Linked DNA regions of Homo sapiens: all the other regions are linked to region 2. Evidence: chromatin loops called from intact Hi-C (ENCODE). Cell type or tissue: ascending aorta. All regions are shown on one strand.

Region 1 (8,000 bases), 57 kb after region 2:
GAATATGACTGGAGACCAGGGAGTGTGAGAGCAGGATGGTGGGGATGTGGAATGAAGAAGCAGACCAATATGTTCGAATTCAGTGGATGCATAAGCGCATCCAACATACTTTGCTCAGTGCTCATTACATGTTACACTGCTGTTCCTATTAAAGTATAACAAGTATTTGCTTAGCTATTTCACAATTGATCAATTTTTACTAGCTCCATGTCACTGGAAATATTTCCCTTGATCCTTGCAAATGCAGTGAAGGAAAGTGAGAATGCCACTCCTGTGCATTTACTAAAAGTAACTGCACAAGCGCAAATGCACTGTCCATCTAAATAACCAAAAATATAATAGGACATGGTGACTGTCACTCCACGGTGCTGTTGATACAGTTCACACAGCACTAGATGCTGCCCTGCACTGTTTCCACTTATAGCGTGGTATGTCAGTAGACTCTATGAGACACCATATTTAGATTCCATGCTTCAATCCAGAGAACACTGTCCACCGATAATTTATTCGAGCATCTTCCTTGACTGTGTTATCTGTGTTTTTGCTCTATGGTTTCCTATTTTACAGACCCAACCTTTAAGTCCTTCTCTCTTTTTGACAGTAGAAAAGAATAAGACAGGACAGAGAAGCTTGTAGGAGTAGGTGAAGGTGAATAATGGTTGGCAACTTTCTAGTTGATCATATACCTGAGAATACATTACCCTGATGGAGTGAACGCCTTTTGAAACCACAGCTTCGTTCAGATATGTTATTAGTATTAGATTTTACTATGTAGCCACTGCATTAATTTAGCATCATCGTCTTGACCATTCATCCTTAAAAGTATTAACCCAGTGTAATTCAGTACTTCTTTGGTAAACCTTCCATAGGAAGATTACGACAATTTTAGTGATTATGAACTATCTAGGCTTAGCAGATGCTGGTAATCTATGGGAATCATGACCTGAAAGGATTTATGTCTAAATGTGATTTAAAATCCCCCCTTCAAGACTCCAATTTACCTTTCATGCTTTGCATTCTCTCAAAGTACATTTCTCTGCAGAATACTTTTTCCTACTAAATGATTCCAGGCAAGCTTGATATTACATAGGTAAATACATTTGCTTTCTGCGTCGAGGTACTTGTACTAATTCCAAGTTGCTTTGAAAAATGCACTAGAAAAAACGTTTGGTGTGCCTTTTGAATTTTTCCACAGCAGTGTCAGTGACAGAAGGCAGCTGTAACGCAGCTGTAACCCTGGCTTTGACTTGGTTTAAAGGCTGATATTTGACTCCAACTCCAAAAACAATCATCATTCTTATAATTCAATCCTAAGGCACCATGCATCCTCGGTGAACCCCACTTAATTGTCATCTTTAATAGGGGCACTACTTGGAAATCCAGTTTTCAGCATGTCTTTTTTTATCCTCAGCGTACACAGCATGAAATGCATTTTTATCTTGATGCAGAGCAAGTGACTTACTTGGGTCAACTGACTACTATTTTAAGGCCAGAATTTCTTGAATAAATAAAGTATAAAAACTCAGAGATTTTTATATTATTTCCACAAAATTACTTTTGTGAGGTAACTTCCTGCCCCATTGGTCTCATTTTAAAATGGAGCATATTTTATGGGAATGTATAATACTGACACTTTTTCTTTTTGTTTTTTAGTTTATTTGAGGTCTTCACATAGAAGAGTATTTATGTATGCCAAAAAATTCAAATCTCAAAATTTTCCCTCCAATTCCTGACTGGGTAGGTTGCCAAATAAAATGTAAAAGCCCAGTCAAATTTGAATTTCAGATAAATAACAAATAAGTTTTTAAAAGTTATAAGTATGTCCCATGGAATATTTGAAACATACTTGTACTGAAAGATAATTCATTGTTTATCTGAAATTCAAATTTAACTGAGCATTTTATATTTTTATTTGCTAAATCTGGCAACCCTATATCTGGGGGCACTTGAATTATGATCAGAAGTACATTATCTCCAGATTGTAGGTCTGCAAAATTCCCAAAGGACCATTCTTTTCTTGGGTATGTGCAAAAGTGGAGACTGTCCCACCACGCCATTCCCAAAGGCCCCTGGGGCCATCCGGCTCCGGGTCTAATGGATCTAGACAGTGGAGATTAACCAGTCCCTTCTTTAAAGTATGTTAAAAAGCTTTAAAACAACATAAATAAGGCCCTTCACATACTGGGCACTCAATGTATTTAGGTTGAAATCTTTGATGTTCATTAGTGCCAGTCAAGATGAGGACAGAGATAAAATATGACATCTTAGAAACCATTCCTGTACATGTCTCACCTTTCAATCTAAGCACTTTCGGATTCTTCAAAAACCAGCTATAATTCCACCTTGTTCAAGAGGCCTTCCCAGATCACCTCGGGCATGAGTTCTTTGCCACCTCAACTCTCCAGCATTTATCGTTTATACAGTTCATTTGACGTTTAACATATTTTGCTTAATATGTTAACCATCTTTTCATTTATACATTCTTTTAGGAAAAACATAGATAGTAGAAGCCTTGCACCGTGATTTACAGCATGAGCCTAGGAGTCAGACCAATTTTGGTTTCCAATGCTGCCCTGTCCTGTCTGAGCTTTGTAACCCTGAACAAACATCTTTTCTGAGTCTCAGTTCATTATTATTATTATTTTGAGACAGGGTCTCACTCTGTCATGTAGGCTGGAGTGCAGTGGCACAAGCTCGGCTCACTGCAACTCCACCCTCCTGGGTTCAAGTGGTTCTCATGCCTCAGCCTCCTGAGCATTTGGGATTACAGATACCTGCCACGATACCCAGCTAATTTTTGTATGTTTAGTAGAGATGGGGTTTCATCATGTTGGTCAGGCTGGTCTCGAACTCCTGACCTTGTGATCTGCCCACCTCGGCCTCCCAAAGTGCTGAGATTACAGGTGTGAGCCAACATACTCAGCCATCAGTTTATTATTTTTAATCCCTCAGTAAAATGAGACTATTTCATCATGTTGTATTAAATGAGTTGATGCATGTATAGTGTTAACTCTTGGGAAACACAAAGACACTAAATGGTGGCATGTTGTTATCATTGCCATGATCTTTATATTAATATTACTATCTTCTTTTAATCTCCCACAGTGTCCATGCGTTATCAGGCCCTACGTGAATTGATCAAAGGATCTTTGCCTGAGAGTTGACAGAGGCTCCAAATTCCTTGCTGTCTAGAGAAGGGGGTGGGGGAACACTGCCTGTAAACAAATGAGTGACCCTCCTTCACTCTCTTAGGGTACAGATTTCATTCTCTTATTTCTCTTTCTCTGTGCTCCTTTAAACCTGCAGATTTAAGCCACTGCCTTGTGCTCTGCTTGGGATTATGTGAGAAGCAGGAAAATTTCAACTGCCTTAGAGATTTGTTTCCCTAGTGGCACCGGACATGGTGAGCCCTCCTGGGACTCAGAGTCAGCACATGCTTCCTGCCTTACTCTTTATTGACTATTTGCTGCCTCTTTATTTTTTTCTAAGTCATCAGTGAGGAAGTTGCATAACTTAAAAGCTAAGCTAAGTGGGAGTCTGTTTACTGCAATCTGGAGTCATACATATTATTTATCTTCTTTGCAAGTTGTTACAAAATGCAATGTAAAGTGTTCTTATACATGCAGAATTTTTTTTGTCATCCTTGGGTATGCATGAGCTTGAGTTTTTAACATTTTATTTCTGGTTGTATTATAGGTAATAGAGTAACTTGGAAAAAAGTACAATTTCCTTAACAGTCAGACATAGATTTAAAAAAATACAAGTTTCAAATACATCCTCTGAAACCTCTACTGGATTTTTCAAAATAGCAAATTCAAAATCTTTTATATAAAAAGTGAAAAAAAAAGCATCATCAAACTGAAAGGAGGATGCCTTTCTGGGTTGTTCATTCATCAGGATAATATCTGTAAAACTCTAATCTCTTGGAAGACTCTGGCTAAAACAAATTCATTTTTGGATCAGTACCCAGTGCCTTTTTCATAACAGGTATTCAATGGGCATTTGTTGAACCAACTAATGAGAAAGTATTTATTCAACAAGTATTTATTGAGCACTGAGGAGATGTATTACTATAAAATAAGTTCACAGTATATAGTGTTATTAATACTATGGTCATTAATTAATAATAATTTCACCACCACAACACTGTAATGCAGCCTCCAGAAAGCCAGTGACATAAACTGGAAGTTTGGGTGACAGAGTTTACAGCTTCTGATTATTTAGACTTAAAGCAATTAGCCTTGCTGTTCCCACTGTTAACCACAGAGAAGGACATGTTCCCAAGTTTCCACCTATTCACTTCTTGATTAATAACTTTAAAGTCATTCCAAACCTATCAAGACTCAGAGATAGCGCTGGGCCTTTCCTGTAGTGTGGGGTTTGTCTTCAGGAACAAAATCCCACTTCTGCAGCCTGCAGTGTGACCCATCTGTTTTGTATCCCCTGTCATTTTGGGAACAGTGTAACACTGTGGAGGCCAGGCTATACCCGAGGTTAGAGACCCCACCTTTAAAATTATTACTCTGGGGAAAGCAGGAAATATTGTTTCAATCATAAGGATAAAATATGGACAACTATGAACCACTTAAGAAGTTTCATAGCAGTTGCCTTCAACCACAAAACCAAAATCAGTATTGAGCTCTTTGCTTCTGCACAGTATAGGGAAGATGTGAGTGGCAGTTCAGTCAAGCTTTTTTTTTTTTTTTTTTTTTTACTGTTCTCTGGACCTGATTTTGCACTTGAAAATTTCCAAGCTCTCAGAGTACTTCAGTGTTAATAGAAAACAGCTAAAATGTTGCCACATTTGCAGATGTGGCAGATGTGAGCAGAAGAACAAGGTCAGCACACATAGGACCAGGTCTTGGTACAGCAGGAGCATGTGGAGTTTCCAGAACTGCTTTCAGGTGTTTCTACTCTGTACGGTTTTCATTCCCTATTTCCAATACATCATCCCCTGTGTTTCACCTCATTTCCTCCCAGTTTCCGTTTCTACTTTGTCATATATTAATTTGGACCTTTGTAATCTTTGGTTTCCTTCTAGTGGAATCTGGTGATTTTATTAAAACCAGACCAACGAGAAAATGTTTCCAGGTAAGTCTTCAGGCTGGCAGCCTCTCTTCCAATATCATCCCGGTCCATCAGCTGAGCCTGGTAGGTAATCCCACTGTTGCAGACTGGAGGCTTACAAATGCTGCTCAGGGATAGCACTATGCTTGAAACATACGCCTTGTGCTTTAGAAGCCATGAGTTCCATAAGCGCACGCTGAATATGTTTATTAAAGGACACGTGGTCCCATGGAATGTGGCGCTCAGCACTGCACAGCACTAGCAGTCACCCTGAACACTCACTGTTGTCAGTAGCACCATCCAGACTCTAGTGCAGACACCTCTCCATATCCCCTGCTTTGTGTCTTGGAAGCCCAAGGTGGCTTCTTTTGAGGCTGGATTGTGATGCTGCCCATATCAGAGAAGGACACTTCTTTAGAGAGCAGGGAGGAGTTGAGCAGCAGAAGCACTCAGTTAAGAAAAAGACAAATTAATTAACTTGTCAAGTCTTTCCTCTCAGCACGAATGCAAGGGATAATGAGATATCATTTCCCAGGAGTGCCAAGCTTCCATTTTGCTACTTCTTTTCATGTTCTAATTCGATGCTCCAGAAGTACTCACCTATTACCTTGATAACCCCAAAAGTTGCATATCGTGGCCAAAGAACATCTTGTAATATTAAACAATTCCTATGGCCCTTAAAGTTAAATATATGCAGGTCTAGTAGTGACTAGTGTGCTAGGGATTCTTTGGTAATTGGATCACCATTGAACACTAGAATTACTACCAGTTTTATTTTTATAAAAATATTTAATGTGATTTAAATTTTCAAAAAATATAATTTGTTTCATTTAAATAATTATTTGAATGTTATATTCATTAGTTATACTTTGAATTTTGCCTTTTTTCCCAGAAAACTGAAGATTTTAGAAGAAAACTTTTAGTAGCACAAAAGCTAACCTTTAGTTTTGGATTTTTATTTTTACTTTACATTTTTGATGAAAATAAATTCAAATTGTGTGTACTTTAATATTACACTTCATTTTTAATACTTTAGAATCTAATATTTAGATCATTACTGTCAATAGAAGACACGTTATATGAAAACTGTCATTATAACAACATAATTAGGGAATTGCAGAAATGAAAGCAAAAATAAATTTTACAGATTAAGTAATAATATATTAATTATGTATGACCTAATTTTATTACTCATGGAAACATCACCAACCCCACAACAGAATATTCAGATGTACACAATAATGATTACAGTCATCATGGACATTTTGTTGACTTCAAGAATGACAGCTTTCCATATATTTTTCAATTTTGTCATTATCAACATTTATTTGTCAAGGTAGAAAGACAAAGCATATTTTACTTAACCATTTGTTAGCCTATTTATAATGTTTAATATTTAGACACATAGTATGTAGGCTTTCATTTGTCTTGCCCTGAGTCCTAAAAATGTTAGAGGGTAGATCCAGCCAGGTATTTTCTTTTTTTTTCTTTTTTTCTTTGATTGTCATTTTTTTTAACTTTTATTTTAGGTTTTTGTGCAGGTTTGTATTATATATAAAGTGCATGTCACAGAGATTTGTTGTACAGATAATTTCATCACCCCAGTAATAAGCATAGAACTCGATAGGTATTTTTTTCGGATCCTCTCTCCGCTCCCACCCGCCATACCCAGGTAGTTTCCTCTTTCTGAGGCTTATAGTAGTACTGTTCTTCTGAACTACTGCCTTAAGATGATTAGTTTAGGTACAACACAATTGGGTTTTTTCCCAAGCTATGGAATGTACTCTCTCAATTTGTAGTTTGTTTTACAGATAGGGATAAAAGTGTAAGAGACAGCAGCACTGAATTATTTGATATTATAATCAGTTTCCCAAAGTATTTTTTGACAATCTATGTGTATGATTTAATATGCTCCCATATTTTATGCATAAGGGAAAAGAGAGATACATTATTTTATATTATCTTTGGAGTTAGACAACCCTAGATCTGACTTGTCATTCTGCCACTCACTAACAGGGTGACTTATTTCAACTATTTAAGCCTCAGTTTCTTTATCAGTAAAATGGCACTTAAAACACCCACACCCAGAAGGTTTACAGTCAGTACAAGAAAATACATGTAAATTACTTAGTAGATAGTAAATATAAAATAAATAGTTATTAGTAGTACAATGATCCACATTTTAAAATTCCTAAAGTACCAGTCTATTTATTTACTCAATAACCCTCCTTTTCAAACACTCTGATAACTCTCCACTGCCCAAGGTGTGCCTTGTTACCGTATTCAAGGGGCTCCAATATATCCTTCCAACCTTAAATTCCAACAGTGCCCCAACCCCATGACTACTGTCCCTGGAGATCTATACTTTCCTACCTCTATGCCTTTGCTACCACAATTCTATCTATTTGAATGGCTGTTCTTCTTCCAAGGCCCAATTCAAGTTCTTCCAAGATGTCTTCTCATCTTTCAATGTTAATTAACTTTCTTCTCCTTGTGCCCCCATAACACCTCCTCTGTAGCTCTCTCACAAAACTCAATACAGTGAGCTTCATATCATATTAAGTTTTGTGTATGTGTCCATCATCTCTGTTATACTCTCAGCTTCTCTGGGACAGATTATATCTTTGTCACCTCTGCATAAGTGTATCCCCTTCCCAGAGCACATGACATAGTAATTGGCACAAAGTAGATGCACATAATGTTCTTTACTTGAATTTGTTGAATCTACTTCAGAGGAATAAAAAGAAAATAAAAACAAAATTAGGTCATTATTTGGATTCTTCAAGTACTGGTGATTCTTGTTTTCATGGTTACAAGGATTTTTGTTTTTTTTCAAAATGACATTATTTATACTTTAAGACAGTTAGCTAATTTCCAGGAAAAGCACTTTGTCTAAAAGCACTTCTTATTGACAAATTGAACATTGTGATACA
Region 2 (8,000 bases):
ATATCATATTCCGAATTTATTATAGTTATTAATAGCTGCGTGCTCTGTAGTGTTTATTGCCTTGAATCAGGAAAGAGTATATGTTTTAATAAGTTTTGTATCTCTCTTGCCTGCCACAGTGCTTTTCCCCTATAGAAAGAGATTAATAAGCACTTGTATGTTAAATCAGCAGGAAACCAGGCAGAAGAGATGTGTCTTGTGAGCCTACAAAAAGCCCTGGGGTGCTTATGTTTAGATGATCTCACAGAGTTATTTACATCAAGGCACGGGGGAAGAGCCCCTGATCCTTTATTCTTCAATGCACTCTTCAGGTTGCCTCCTATTTCGTCTCTTCCCTTGGAAGGTATTCTGAATTCTCATTCGAACCTGGCCGACAGAATGGGCTTCCGAATCAGAAAGCTGGATTTGAACCCAACTGTGATACTTACAAATTTTATGGCCTTTAGCAAATAGGTTGACCGAAGTCTCAGTTTTCCAATTTTTTTTTTTTTTTTTGGAGACAGAGTCTTACTCTGTCACCCAGGCTGGAGTGCAATGGCATGATCTCGGCTCCCTGTAACCTCCCCTTCCAGGGTTCAAGTGATTCTCCTGCCTCAGCCTCCTGAGTAGCTGGGATTACAGGCGCCTGCCACTATGTCCAGCTAATTTTTCTATTTTTAGTACATATGGGGTTTTGCCATATTGGCCAGGCTGGTCTCGAACTCCTGACCTCAGGTGATCCGCCTGCCTCTGCTTCCCAAAGTGCTGGAATTACAAGCGTGAGCCACTGAGCCCAACCCAGTTTTCTGATTTTTAAAGTAGGGACTAACACTCCCCAATTTAAAGATTCGTTTTGAGGATTCAATAAAATAAGGAATAGAATCTATGTAGCCCTGTGCTTGCTACACAGTATGTCCTCTTGCAGTATCTATTATTGATTATAAGTGCGCACTTGGGTGAGAGCACACAGTGTGGTTTGAACCAGAGTCCCCGCCCTCTGCGAGTGACCCTTGTCGAACACTTTCCTATTAATCACTCTGCAGGGTTTGACAAAGAGTTGCAGGATAACTGGAGAGGCACTGCACCTTTCCCTGAATATCAGTGACCTCAATTTCTGCCAGGGGAATAAATCTTCCATTTTAATATAATATCTCAAGAGTCAATGAAAAGTAGGAATGTCACTGAAGGAAGCCACTAGAAACTGCAGAGCTGAGGAGAGTGGGAAGTGTCCCTGAGGACCGCTCTCTGAGAAGATGCCTCTGTACTGCAATTAGGAACATTTAGACCCTGAAACGGGAGGAATGTGGTGGGGAAGGCAAGGGAATTAAATTTCCTCAGCCTCCCCCACACAAATCAATCACAAAGGAAATAGGCATTTGAGGGAAAAGTTCCTTTAGAATGTATTTTTCTATTTGTATGTCTATTACCTCATCTCATAAATCTCATTCCCTGCTAGTATGACTACTTGAGCAGAACAGCCCGGATCTTTTTCAGTCTCTTAATAGGTTCATTTTTTACCCTGTAAAACGGACAGAGGAATCTCGGGATCCAGCAGATGGGGAAGTCGCATGTTAAGAGACTGGCAGGGAGGTCACTTGAGATTGAGAATGGGGGATGTGCAGCTGACCCTCCAACTGTCTTCCAGATACTGGAATTATTTACTTCCATGCCAAAAGAAGAATGTGAGGCAATAAAAACATGATCTCAGGGTCTATTCTATATCTTATTTAAGATTGTTTTGTTTCACGTTCAGCATTCCTATGTCCTGAGTTTACTCCACAACTATAGAGTTCGTATGCGACTCCACCGTTTGCACAGCATCAACATGTCCAGGAACTTTCCACATTTTACCTTCCAGATATATCTCCCAGTTTGCCTCCTGTCTCCCAAATCATAAGGAACTGGACGATGAGTTTTGGTTTAGGAAATATAATCATGGCAATAGATGCCCTTCATTTTGCAGCGGAGGAAAGCTGGATCTTACAACAGGTTGGTGCCAGTACCTGTGGGCTGAAAGCTAGCTCTTCAGGCCCTCAGCACATTACTCCCTTCTACTATACCATGCAGCCATCATATTCATTTTCAGCTCTTGAAAACATGTTTTAAATTAAGAAGCATTTAAATGCTGAGAAGACATCCCAGACCCCAGCCTCTGTCTGGTTAGAGACAGAAGAAAAATAAAGTTAAAGGGCATGTACATAACCTCACACATGGAAGCATTCTCTTAATTTTACTTTATCAATCTAACTTTTTTTTTTTTTTTTTTTTTTTCTGCAATGAACATATCCAGTTCTTTACATGCAGAATCAGGTCTGACTTTTTTTTTTTTTTTAATTCATAAGAGGCTCATAAAGTCAAGTCCTGGTACCTCGACATGGTACAAAACAAAGCATTTTATTAAAAAGCTAGTTAGATACTCAGAGATCTTCCAGACCAGATCTAGCGATTGCTATGCTCCCGGAATTGTAGTAGGTTTTAGGTATTAGAGGTTAATAAAAAGATAGGCTGGGCACGGTGGCTCACACCTGTAATCCTAGCACTTTGGGAGGCTGAGGCGGGCGGATCACCTGAGGTTGGGAGTTGGAGACCAGCCTGACCCACGTGGAGAAACCCTGTCTACTAAAAATACGAAATTAGCCGGGCATGGTGGTGCATGCCGGTAATCCCAGCTACTCGGGAGGCTGAGGCAGGAGAATCGCTTGAACCCGAGAGGTGGAGGTTTCGGTGAGCCGAGATTGCGCCCTTGCACTCCAGCCTGGGCCAAAAGAGTAAAACTCCGTCTCAAAAAAAGAAAAAAAAAAAAGGAAGTTAATAAAAAGATAAAGTCCCTGTCCTCATGGAACTTACAGTTGAGCTTAACTACCCTGAACAAGGGGGTCTGAGGAGGGCTCTTTCCTAGGCTGCCCTAGATGCGAAAAGCCTGGAGTCTGGCATAGTTTGATTAAATGACCATCCTTCCCAATTAGCCATGAAAAACACTGCTTGTGTAGCTATGTCATTATCATTTCCTGCTTGGATTAGTGTAATCCATGATATGCAGGCCTTCTGTGCTCCAGCATTTCCTCTGGGGATTTGCAACTTTTGCAAAACCCAGCTTTAGAATGTTGGCTGGAGCCAAGACTTCATTACTCACATTACTCCTATGCCAAGCAAACTTCACGGGCTTCCTTTACAGTGGAGTGCACACTATAAACGTTCCGTAGTTTAAAGAGATGAACAGAAATCTCTTTCCCAAACCCGAGACTGTCTCGGCAGTTTAAGTATACACTTCCCTCCCTTCAAGAAAAAGTTGGCAGTTGCCAGCCCCAGACAAGGTATGTGTTCATCTCTCATTCCCTGTCAAAAAAAAGCTGGATGCTGTAGAAATGATTCAGGCCTTCAGTAGAGTTGATGAGGCTCCTTCCAGTTCTATCAACTCTTCCAGCTTTTCTATTTGTCTACAGTGGCTATTTCCTGGGAGACTCCCTTAGGTATGTCAACTATCTTATACCCACAATATCATTCTTCCAATCATAAGCTCTTATTATCTTCACAAACAAAATAACCCTGGAGATCAACCAGAAATATTTCAAATGAGAAAACTGAAGCTGAGAAAGACAAGGTACTTAGACAAGGTCACGGCTAGGATTAGAACCCAAGTCTCCTAACTGACCTATACAGCTACTCCATCTTCTCCACTAAATAGTTCCTACTCCAGTGACCTGTGACATCTATCTAGTCTCTCTCTACATTTTCAGCAATGATCATTTTTATCTGTAGGTTGTCCAAACCTTTGGTACTGTTCTGGAAGGGTCCTGAATACCAAATACCACTTCGTATTGATAATATTGCTGAGGTAATATCTCAAAATAGATTTTCATTGCCAGAGCAGGCAGAAGCCCATTAAAGGATATTCTATCTTCTGAAGAAATACTGAGCTTTCTTTCTCTCTTTCTTTTTTTTTTTTTTTTTGAGATGGAGTTTTGCTCTTGTTGCCCATGCGGGAGTGCAATGGTGTGATCTCGGCTCACTGCAACCTCTGCCTCCCGGGTTCAAGCGATTCTCCTACCTCAGCCTCCTGAGTAGCTGGGACTACAGGTACCCATCCACGCCTGGCTATTTTTTTTTGTTTTTTTTTGGTATTTTTAGTAAAGATGGGGATTTCACCATGTTGGCCAAGCTGGTCTCGAACTCCTGACCTCAAGTTATCCACCTGCCTCAGCTTCCAAAAGTGCTGTGATTATAGGCATGAGCCACCGTGCCCAGCCAATACTGCGCTTTCACAAATCCAAGCTGCAGGAAACAGATGAAAGAGCATTATATTGCCTTCTGGTTATGGGTCAGTCTATCTCTGTGAATCTAGTCATAAAAGCATAGAAATCAGAGCTGAAAGGGACTTCAGAGATCATCTTGTCAACTCTTTCAGTTTAAAGGTGAAGAAAGCAAGACCCAGAGAATACTAAAGATTTGCCCAAGGCTACAGAACTAGTTACAAGGAACCTGGGCCTGTCCTTTTTTCCCTATCACACAGTGTAGTAACAGAGTCCTATGGCACCTGATATACCCAGTGTTTTTTCCATCCCAGTATTTTACCAATAATACTGTTGCTATTTAGGATTCTATAAGAAATTCCCAAGAAAGAAGAACATGCTCTTGATCTTCTTTTTAGAGTGATACAGATTGTGCCAAAGCCCCAAACTCACCTATTCCATAGCAGGAGGCACAAGCCAACATACAACAAATCCCTGAACACAACACAGAAAAAAGAAGAAAAACCACCCTATCGTGATCTCAAAGAAAGTAGGGTCAAAGATCTGATGGGCACCGCGGACCATGTACCCTTTGATGTACAATGCTTAAGACAGATAGTGTGTCACTTTCATAAGTAAAGCAAGCACAAAAAATGTCAAATTCTGCTTCAAGGGCAATGAGCCTCCCAACAGGACTGATTAGGGGAGAAACCCACCCATCCTTTCTATTTTCCTCTTCATTGAACTTGTGCAATATATTTCCATAAATGTCTTAGTGGCCAGAACTTTCAAGGGCAAGAACTTTCCATTATATAAATAATAGACAACAATTATAGAAAACTTGGAAAATACAGAATATTATACAGAAGAAAACGAAAGAGATCTATCTACCATCTGTAGATAAATTCTGTTAATTTTTCAAATATATCTCACCACTGTTTCTTCTAGGCATGCATATGCACAATATTTTTCAGATAAATTGACCTCACATCATTATACATTGCTTTGTAGTGTGTTTTTTTCCCTACACGTTGCAATTTATTAAGAATATTTTTTTTTGCAAGTGGTTCTTAAACTTTAGTGAGCATCAGAATCACCTTGAAAGGCTTGTTAAAACACAGAGTGCTGAATCTTAATCCCAGTTTCCGATGTGGTGGCTTTAGGGCAGAGATCCATAATTTGCATTTCTAACAAGTTTTCAGGAGATATCATTGATGGTGTTGGTCTGGCAAACACACTTTAAGAACCAAAGTTGTACCTTAACGTAATTTTTTTAATGGCTATATTCTTTTGAGCAGATGTGGCATACAACAGACATTAGGGCTTTTCCAATTTTTCAGTTATAAATAATACTGTAATAAATATTTACATTTTACATATCTCTGTTTTTTTAAAAAAATGGCTTTATTGAGGTATATTTCACATACCATAAAAATCCAATTCGTTGTTTCTTGCACATAAATTCTAAAAAGAAGAATTGCTGGGTGGGTCAAAGATTACGAATATTTTTAAGGTTTTTGATACATATCGACAAATTGTCCTCTGAGGTTATACATAATTACGCTCTCACAGCAGAGTACCAGAGTCTCATTTTCTGATTTCCTGGGGGCAACCCAGGGTATTACAATTTTAAAAACAGCATTACCAATTTTAAAAGAGAAAAACAGTATCACATTGTCGCTTTTATTTGTATTTCTTTGACATCAATTGAGGTTGAACATTTCCCCCATATATTTATTTGACATTAGTATCTATGATTTTGTAAATTGCTCTGCCTTAGGCAGGATATTTGTGCAGGTATCATGCACAGCACAAGACCATGAGGACACAGTCATCTTATGGACAGACTAATGGACACAGAGAATATCCTTTGTACAATATCATTTCCCTACAATTCTCATTGAATGCCAGCATTTCTCTCGCTCTCTCTCTCTGTTTCTCTCTCTGCCTGTCTCTTCCTCTCTGTCTCTCTTTCTCTGTCTCTCTCTCTCTGTCTGTCTCTCTCTCTCTCTCTCTCTCTCACACACACACACACACACACACACACACACACACACACCCCACATTATGAAGGACTTTCAGGCTGTGGGAAGCCCCAGGGATTGCAAAAACATGCTAGACTAAAAACTCCCAACTGAATTGAGTGAGTCAGTTTTCTGCAAATAGCCAACTGAATTTAAAGGATAAGTGTGATCATGTTTGTTTAGCTAATTTTAAAAGAAAGTGGTTATTTTCGTTAAGTTAAATAGTTTTCTTATTGTTTCCTTATTTTCTTGTTTTCTTATTGTTTCTGCTCTGAGGGTGTGCAGACTGATAGACGTTCCCCTTGCACAGTGGAAGTTAGAAGAAAGAGGACCCAACCAGACAGCTGTAATTGCTGATGTTTGAAGTTTCCTAACTTGCTGCCACCGAAGGCTTAAGGTCGAATGTCAATAGCTAAAGCATTGGTGAAGAATTCTGCATTCTGAGGTTCGCTGGCATTCACCCAGATGGGGAAGGGGATGTTATGTGTCTGTCACAGGTGAAGGAGGGCTGGTGCCCAAAGCATCCAATACAAAGGTACTGTCTGTTTTAGGTTTCAGCCTATCTAGAACTTTTTAGAGGAGTTTCATTTTCCTAAAATTCTTCTGAATAAAAACAAGGTGACTCCTCTATTAGACCACCCTGATTTGAAATAACAGCATCTTGTTCTGCCCTACTGACTGCTCACCCGCTAAAGGCTACTTTTCATGAATACATTCTTAGTCCTCTCTCTTCTCCCTTTATGCACTTTTCCTGAGGGATGTTCTCTGCTCCCATGGCTTCACCTCCCTCCCTGATGCTGATGATACCAAACACCATGTCCCCATTTGAAAACTTGCTGTTCATTCATCTTAATAAATGCCTGCTGGGAATTTCTCTTCCCTGGAAGGACTGACAGGTGACTGCAACCTAACCTGTTTAAAACTGAGCTCTTTAACTCTCTCCACCTCATACTTCCCTTTCTTGGAGTCCTTATTTCAGTTAATGCCATTGCCATTTGTGTTAGAAAATAAAGTCTAATCTGGACACTCGCTGCTCACTTGAATCCTGCCTCTCCTGCCTCAAACAAGTGTCTCTAATGGGTCCTCCTTTTCTATTCCTGTTGGCCTGTGCGGTAGCTCAGACCTTCCAAATCTCTTGCTCTTACTCCTTCAATCTTCCTAGCTGGCCTTCCTCCTGCCAGACTTCCTTCACACTAATCCACTTTATGCCTTCCACACTGGCCCCCAGAGGTGTCTTCCCATCAGAGAAATCTGATAATGTCACTCCCCTGCCTGAGGAGGCTGCCCAGAGAACTAATCTAAATTCTTTCGCACAGAGCAGAAGATCTTTCACTCTCAGCCTCCTCTTTGTCCCTGCTCCTCACATCAGTCCCATCACCCCTCTCCCAGGCACCTTTGCTCCTGTCACATTTAATGTCTTTTGCCAAAACAAATTATTTGTAGCCATTTACTCCTCCAGGCTGTGTGCATGCTTCTCCCTCTTACTTGTCACAAAATCTCCTCCCGATTCTTCAATACCAGCTGCAATGAATCATCTCATTCATTAATTCACTCATTCAACATATTTATTTTGAGCACCTAATATTTGTAAAATACTGTGCTAGAAGAAGCTAAAGAGACAGAAATCCTGTTCTCACTGAGCCATATATTTTTCTGGAAGCCTTTCTTGACACCGTTGGCAGTTAATAATTTCCTCCTAATTCTCATAGCATTCTGTTCATACATTATCATAGCAATTAACAAGCATATGTAATGACCTATGTATATG
Region 3 (8,000 bases), 73 kb after region 2:
AGTATTAGAACCACAAATTGGGCCAACATACTCTCTTACTTCCTTCAAAATGAAACCTGAAAATTGATGAGAAAAGTAAGAAATCAGCCTTCTTATTTAAGCCCTGATCTGTGAGCATGAGTAAAACAAAATAAAATAAAATGAATCCCAATATCCTATCATGTGTCTAGTTTGAGAGAAGGATATTAACACTCTAATTATTTGCTCTTAAGACCAATTTTTTAAAGCTGTCACTAATGCAATGAAAACATTTACACAAACTTCTAAAGCAAACAAAGAAAAAACAATATCTGTCACCAATAGAAAAGCAAGTTTGAGTGCTAGAGTACAATAAATTATTTATTATACTGATACTGGATTTGTTCTAGAGACTAACATGACCACAGGAAAGGAGGCTTTACTAAATAATTCCTAGTAAAAGAAACTTTTAAATAATTTTTCTTTCATTCACTCTAAAAAACAATCTTCACAGATAGATAAAAGTATTATCTTTAAAAATGCAACATTTATGTCAGGAAAAAAAACAGACATTCATGTGTTTTCCCTACTCTTAAATTCTTTTTTTTTTTTTCTTAATTTAAGATACAGTGTCTTACTCTTGTTACCCAGGCTGGAGTGTAGTGGTGCAATCATAGCTTACTGCAGGCTTAACCTCCTAGGCTCAATCGATCCTCCTGCCTCAGCCACCTTAGTAGCTAGGACAATAGGTGTACACCACCACATCCAGCTAATTTTTAAATTTTTTGTAGAGACAGGGGTCTTGCTGTGCTGCCCAGGCTGGTCTCAAACTCCTAGTTTCAAGCTATCTTCCTGCCTCTGCCTCCTAAAGTGCTGGGATTACAGGCATAAGCTACCATGCCTGACCCCCATTCTTTATAATACCTTGGCATATGGGAGATGAAGGAAATAGAAAACAAAATGATTTTCTCCTAGGCCAGTTGTGATACATCACCTCTTTCACCTGCCGTGTAGTTGGTATTCAGTGTTAGAAAAAGGAGTGAAGTGAATGAAGAAGAACAAGAGGAAGAGATGAAACAGAAGAAGCGAAGAAGTAGTCTGCACCTGCTCAGAAGAAGTGGTGGCCAGGTGGGCCTCCAAAATTAGAAATCCAGCCCTCTCTCCATTTCTTGCCTCAGTCAGCACTGTCTCCATCCTATGTCTTTCCATCCTATATTTAAGTCTTGCTTCTGGATTAAGACTGGCAAAAACAATATACTTCCTAAAGGATCACTTTTCAAACATTTATGCATATGGAATAGCAGAACCCTGTATGTGTGCCCAAGTGAGGGTACGCTGATCTAACTCCAATATACCTTGAGACATTGAACACACCAAGCAGTTAAAATGGGATAACAGAGCCAGGCATGGTGGCTCACACCTGTAATCCCAGCACTTTGGGAAGCCAAGGCGGGCGGGTCACCTAAGGTCAGGAGTTCGAGACCAGCCTGACCAACGTGGAGGAACCATGTCTCTACTAAAAATACAAAATTAGCCAGGTGTGGTGGCACATGCCTGTAATCCCAGCTACTTGGGAGGAGGAGGCAGGAGAATCACTTGAACCCGGGAGGCGGAGGTTGCAGTGAGCCGAGATCACGCCATTGCACTCCAGCCTGGGAAACAATAGCAAAACTCCATCTCAAAAAATAAATAAATAAATAAACACATACATACATTTTAAAAATGGGATAGCAGATTTTAATTCCAGGACACTCAGTCACCAATGTAGGTATTCCATTTGACTCACTCCCAGAGATGTCTCTCCCTCTCTTTCTGTCTGTCTCTTTTTCTATCTGTATCTCTATCTTTCTCACACACACACAAGCACACATATGCATGCACATACTTGCAAAATTAAAAAACACCTTCAAGCTTTCTTTATGGTCCAAGAGGAATTTTGCTGTACAAATATGGTTGCCTTTCAGGAAAACTTAACTTCATTTCCATTTTTTAACTTCTGTTAAGCCACAACTCTGGAATTGTGTTTCTGAAAAAAAGATACGTACTTAAATTTTTTAAGAGATAAGTGAACAATATCTAACACTGATAATGGAACACCCTGTTGTGAATGCATTCAACTTCTAAAAGGAATATAGAAACATAAATCTTTCACATTTAAGTGGAACAATGGTGACACAAAGACAATCCTGAAAAATGACTCTTCAATACTTTGAAATTCTCATAAACAACCTTTTCTCAAGAAGGCTATAAAAAGAGTCAGTTTTGCCTGAGTCAGAGCAATTTTAGCTAATTAATAGCACCCTCTGGACCTATGAAAAATTGACATTCTCCATAACAGACCAAGTTTGGGATGTGGCTCATAAAGAAGCTCCCAACGAGACTTCCATGCTTATTTTCTCCTTTAGATCCAGAGCAAACATCAGCAAACTATGACTCAAGGGCCAAATCTGGCCTGCAGGCTGTTTTTGTAAATAAAGTTTTATTGGAACATAGACACACTCTTTTGTTTATGTATTGTCTATGGCTGCTTTTGGGCTCCAAGGACAGAGCTGAGTAGTTGAGTAGCTGCCAATAGTCATATGGTCCACAAAGCCTAAAATATGTACCCTCTGGCTCTTAATAGAACAAGTTTGCTGACCCCTGATCTAGAGGAATGATTTCCCTCTTCTATTATTCTTTTGAACTGAAAGTCAGGAGACCTTGATTTTAGACTCACTCCATCCTGCCAGTAAACTTCTATGTGACTTTGGGCCAGTAATTACTTTCCTCAGGTTTGGTTTCTTATTTGTAAAGTAAGGAGGGCTGGCCCTGGTGATCATCTATTCCTTATTAATTCTCTTTAAATGTCTGTGTTCTAAGGGGATTGAGACCTCTCAATTTTTAAAAGGAGTTTATTTTTAAAAGGAATCCAAATCAATTAAAAAAGGCATCTTTCTTTTTGTAAGATGTACACTTTCTTTTTCAATGTAAACCAGGGTTTTACACTGAAACACTTCACATTATTTCAAGCATTCAGTACCGAGTAAAACCCCTTGCTGCTGTATCACAGTCATACCAGAAAGCTGCGGGTTAGAGCTGGAGAGAGAACTATAAACAGCAGTAAAATCTGTTTTAGACAAGGCAGCACATCTGCCCACTGCACCCCCTTCCCAAGAAATGCATTGCATCACTTGTGCCAGAGATGAATGCTCTTTTCTGTCATGTTTTGGTAAGTGAGTGCTCTACCTCCTCTGTCGCTCTGGGACCCTGAGGGAAATGACAGGAGTCATCCCACTGAAGGAGCACTTTGAATTCATGACAAAGGCGAAACTTTCTTTTTTCAATAGAAATGGGGCTGCTCACTGTCAAAAACTTCTGTGCCACTGGCATATGCAGCATTACACAACTTCTTTCTAGACATATGACATAAAGCTGCCAAATTAAAGAAATGATAGTATAGCAAGAATTGTCTCCTCTCTTCCAAAATCTTCACAACAGCAAAGAATCTTTTGCAATTGCTACTTGACAGAATAAAAGATTTGAGATATTATGTTATCTTAAAAACAAAATCACCTACGGAGCTTTAAATAGAGATCAGAAAATGCACTAGACCTCAGTTCTAATAACTATTATTTTAAAACCCGAAAGTCTGTATCTTTCAAATAAACATTTTTTTCCCACATTCTTTCTGCCTGGAAAATAAAGGTATTTTGGGGTATCTTTGAGTCTCTGAGCCAGAAATCATTCGTTCTTAGTCTCCATAGTAGGAGACTTTGAATAGAAATATGCATACGTGGAATTTAGAAAGCACCATGAATGCGTACTCACTTTAAAATGTTAGATTTTAAAACAGAAAGGAGAGTCTATCAAATGAAGCCGCTTGAGAGTTTTTATAAAACCCAAAGAGAATATATATTAACATATAACATTGTTATATGTCATCAATCTGGAGGGTTGATAATAACATTGATATCTGGATGTTATCAACCCTACAGATAACATTCAGAGCTTGGTTACTGTCTTCTTAGTAAATATCTATGGTATACTGAGCTCTCTGCCTTTACCACATATTATATAGTTTGGCTGGCAGCTTTGTTTTCAATAAGTGCTTTTCTTTGCAAGAAAAAGATGCTAGTGAGTGCCATCTATCATTTCTGCTAGATCATCTTCCAAAATCCCAAAGAACAGCACTGTCTGCTTTTCTCTTTCTGACAGAGAAACCTCTGAACTGGATGCTAATATTTTGCAGACCAAGCATGAGCCAAAATGGATTAAAAAATCTAAGCTGGCATATCTGCATCAGTCTAAGCAGTTTCAAAGGAAGAACTGCAATGTTAAGCTGATTATTGTAGCTATGGTTCTCCCTTGTCCGGTCCCCTCCCCGAGTTCTGTATTTTATAGTAATTTACCTTCTCTTCTTGGCCAGTCAGTATTCTTCTCATCCTCTCAGATCCTGCTTAAGTCCCATCTCTGTGATCACACTTCTCTCTCGCCCTCACAAAGCTTTGAACATAGAAGGGGCTTATAAAAATTGTTGGTTTGTTTTGAAAGTCTTCCTGGATGACCTCAGCCCATGTTGATCTCTACCTTCCTTAACTCCTTTGAGACTTACTGCCTATCGCACAATTAACACCTTATTATCCTTGGCTCTAATAGCCTGTACCACATAATACATTTCATTTCTTCTTTATAATTGTTTCACAGGAGTTGATTTTCTAACTCCAATTAAATTGTCACCTCCCGATAAGTGAAGCTGTGTTTCCATAATATCTAAACAAACTGTTAGGCACATAGTGGACATCCAAAAAATATTTATTTTTCAATCTATAGCAGCTTTCACATTGCTTGAAAGATTTGATAGTTGTGTCACAGGCAACTGCAGACCAAACTTTTATTCATTAATGTAATATGTAATTGTCGTGTATTGAATCTGGCTGTGGATACAACACATTCGGAAAACTACATAATCTTTTATGCACGCCTACTTTCTTCAAGGCTCACAGATTTCCAGAGTTTACACCTTGCTCATTGTTTAGAATGTGATGCAATGAAAGGAATCTGCTAAGCTAATGTTTATTTTAACAAACACTTTGTTTGAATGCATCCTGACAACTCAAGCATCTGTTTTAACTAGAAACATCAACTGAGCTGACTTACTACATTGATAAAATTTGAAAAATTGCTCAATATTCTGCTTTGTTCTGCCTGTATGGACAAAGTCTAATGCTTTCCGTGCCACCAAATTAGTACTTAAGTGGTTAAAGTAACCAAAGGAGCTTTTGTATACTCTATGCCAGCTGGTGTTCTAAAGAGAATTAGACCTGAAATACCCAGCTCTCAGGACAAGCAATTAGTACAGAGCTTTAGTTGTTTAGTTGGGGGTTTCATTAATATGGAAGAGACAATAAAACTGCCATTTACACTATTACAGAGTCTGATTTAAGCATTTCATGCTAGGACACCTCACATATGAAATCAGTGAAGGGCTTGTATAAAGGAGGAGAGCAATATTAAGCTCATCAGACACAAAACAAAACTGAGCCAAGGTGTATCTGTGTTATGTTTCAAGTCAAATAACACATTCTTTACTTGCAAGTGAGACAAGATTTATTTTTCCTTAAGTGGCTAACCTCTGGAAATAATTTGTGAGACCAGAGAAAAAGAACCCAATTTTGAATGAAATTTCTGCTGTGAGTCCAAACTTTGCTGTCTCTACTGCAGCATTCCCATGATTGCTATGGTTTTCACTTTGCAAACTCCCTCACAATGACATTTAGGTTTAGCTCCTGGATCGATAACTTTTTTCCAAAGTTTGATCCCATTGTAGCTATTATCGCTGCAGACAAAACTTCCTTTATTGATATGATATGTAGAAGTGGGTTTACTAAGGTTTAATGAGCCAGAAATTACTAGAAGAGCTATGTAGAGGCATGTGAGCTTATTCAAGTGTCTGGTATGAACAGAGCTTGTCAGATAAATAATGTGTTTACAAAATGGGGTAGAACATTATTGAGTCACTGATGAAATATAGTTGATGGAAGCTTCTTGGAGAAACAGAACTAAGCAAGAGAGAATTTAAAAAGGGATTTGTTGAAGGATCAGTGTCCAAAGGAGTAAGTAGCCACTTTGGGTTTCAGAAGTCTGTGGAGAAAATAGAAAATGAAGAGGTATTCTGGCCAAAGTCCAAGTAATAAGCAAGCTGTGACACCAGGATTGAACCTAAGATTAGGCACAAGCTTGCCAGCTAGGGAAAAGACAGGTTGAAACAACTACAGCTGCAACCAAAGATGGGAATCACACTAACATTTTAAAGTCAGAATTGGTCCATTAAATACTCACTTTCCTAAACTTTAACATGATGATACAACAGATCCCAATCCTTCTGGCTGCCATAAAGTAAATGTGGTGCTGTTCTCTAAATGGCTGTTATATAGTGTTAGGTTTGAATGATTTAATACTTGGGAGGAGACAGAAAAAGCTCTAGGTTCCAGCCCACTGAGGTGGCTTTTCTTTCCTTCCTTGAGTGATGGCAGTAGAAGAGACGGAAGTGAATAGCTGTTGACCCCTATTGGAGGCTGTACCTGCCAATACCAGCACTTCTCTCAGGAAGCTTAGAAGAGACTGATAGAAAGCCTATGGCTATTTTCGTCAATTTCAGAGTAAAGGCAGATTCCTAGGACGAAATCAAGAATGTTCAGAGTTTGAGTTGTCCTAAAAACTGAGGCTGGAATGTGATTATGCTTTTTTCATGATTCAGAGTTTCTAAATTACTGTGAATTGATGTATCTTGAGTTTATGTTTTTGAATTCAAAGTACAGGCGAATCAAGAAAAAAAAAAGTAGAAAGAAACCTTGGTTTCAAATTTGGGGGCTACCATTTACTAACTGTCCACTTGGAGTTTCCATTTGGAGTCTATTGTATCATTAGGACATAGAATAATAGCACCCATGTCATAGAGCAGCAGTGGTGGTCATGTCCCAGAGTAGAATGAATGTTGGTCAATAATGTAGGTATATTAGTAAGTTCTCAAACATTTGTTAGTATTCTTCACCCCCTGACCCCTTTCTCCCAGCCACTATGACACAGTTGTGGTGACCTGTCCATGTCTTCTTAACATTTCTGAGCTGGACTATTCCCATTGGCAAATTAGGGAAACAATTGATTCTGAATAGGGTGGCTGTAGAGATCATTGAGATTAAGGGAATTTTTCTTATAGGCTTCATAGGCATCATCATCAGTTACAGTCTATGAGAATATATTAACTAATAACTTTTTTCTTTGTGGCTATTACAGCACTTCAATTTAGAAGCTACATTCAAAGACAAAAGCTAAACAAAAGCTAAGGGTCTGTGTCTTAGAATGCTAAATCACCATTAAAATAAACCATTTCAAAAACTCAATTAGCTGTTCAATTTTATACTGTGATTATTCTTTCTCCAGGTTTTTCCTGACATACAAAAAATAGAAAATTTGGTTTGTTTTTTCCATATTAAGAAAGCTGATGTCACGCCTGTAATCCCAGCACTTTGGGAGGCCGAGGCGGGTGGATCACGAGGTCAGGAGATCGAGACCATCCTGGCTAACAAGGTGAAACCCCGTCTCTACTAAAAATACAAAAAATTAGCCGGGCGCGGTGGCGGGCGCCTGTAGTCCCAGCTACTCGGGAGGCTGAGGCAGGAGAATGGCGTGAACCCCGGGAGGCAGAGCTTGCAGTGAGCCGAGATTGCGCCACTGCAGTCCGCAGTCCGGCCTGGGCGACAGAGCGAGACTCCGTCTCAAAAAAAAAAAAAAAAAAAAAAAAAAGAAAGCTGATGAACTGTCTGTGTCAGTGTTATATATTTAGTGGGCTTATTATTATTTTTGCAATGCATTGGCACAGCTCAATTTTAAATGCAATTACCACATTATAATCTTGGCAAGACCCACTGTTCCAAATAATTCTCTGATGTACAAATTAGTCTTCCTACTAAATGAAAACTGCCAGCAGAAAGGTACTATTACAGTATATAAAAATGAAAAGTCTCATTGAAGTACGGAATAACTATAAATTTCATTTCAGAAGC

What was found. Peaks named below come from ENCODE experiments on the same cell type or tissue, not always from the same donor. Only the 100,000 strongest peaks of a DNase experiment are listed, where the experiment ranks them.
Region 1: a loop joins it to region 2, with 2.3 times the contacts of the local background. A loop is called at or near these places in 28 of 110 quality-filtered maps.
Region 3: a loop joins it to region 2, with 2.3 times the contacts of the local background. A loop is called at or near these places in 15 of 110 quality-filtered maps.

The regions. Positions count from the first base shown.
Region 1 is chr11:96,216,999-96,224,998 of GRCh38, forward strand. All of the region lies in intron 1 of MAML2 (mastermind like transcriptional coactivator 2), which reads right to left. Among named protein-coding and RNA genes, the nearest start is that of MIR1260B, 120 kb to the right of the region's middle. In ascending aorta, no CTCF peak of the experiment used is centred here; DNase peaks (open chromatin) are centred at 3,403 and 5,296; H3K4me3 peaks cover 884 bases; H3K27ac peaks cover 6,100 bases.
Region 2 is chr11:96,159,950-96,167,949 of GRCh38, forward strand. All of the region lies in intron 1 of MAML2 (mastermind like transcriptional coactivator 2), which reads right to left. Among named protein-coding and RNA genes, the nearest start is that of MIR1260B, 180 kb to the right of the region's middle. In ascending aorta, no CTCF peak of the experiment used is centred here; a DNase peak (open chromatin) is centred at 3,092; H3K27ac peaks cover 4,162 bases.
Region 3 is chr11:96,232,844-96,240,843 of GRCh38, forward strand. All of the region lies in intron 1 of MAML2 (mastermind like transcriptional coactivator 2), which reads right to left. Among named protein-coding and RNA genes, the nearest start is that of MIR1260B, 100 kb to the right of the region's middle. In ascending aorta, no CTCF peak of the experiment used is centred here; no DNase peak of the experiment used is centred here; H3K4me3 peaks cover 2,934 bases; H3K27ac peaks cover 5,028 bases.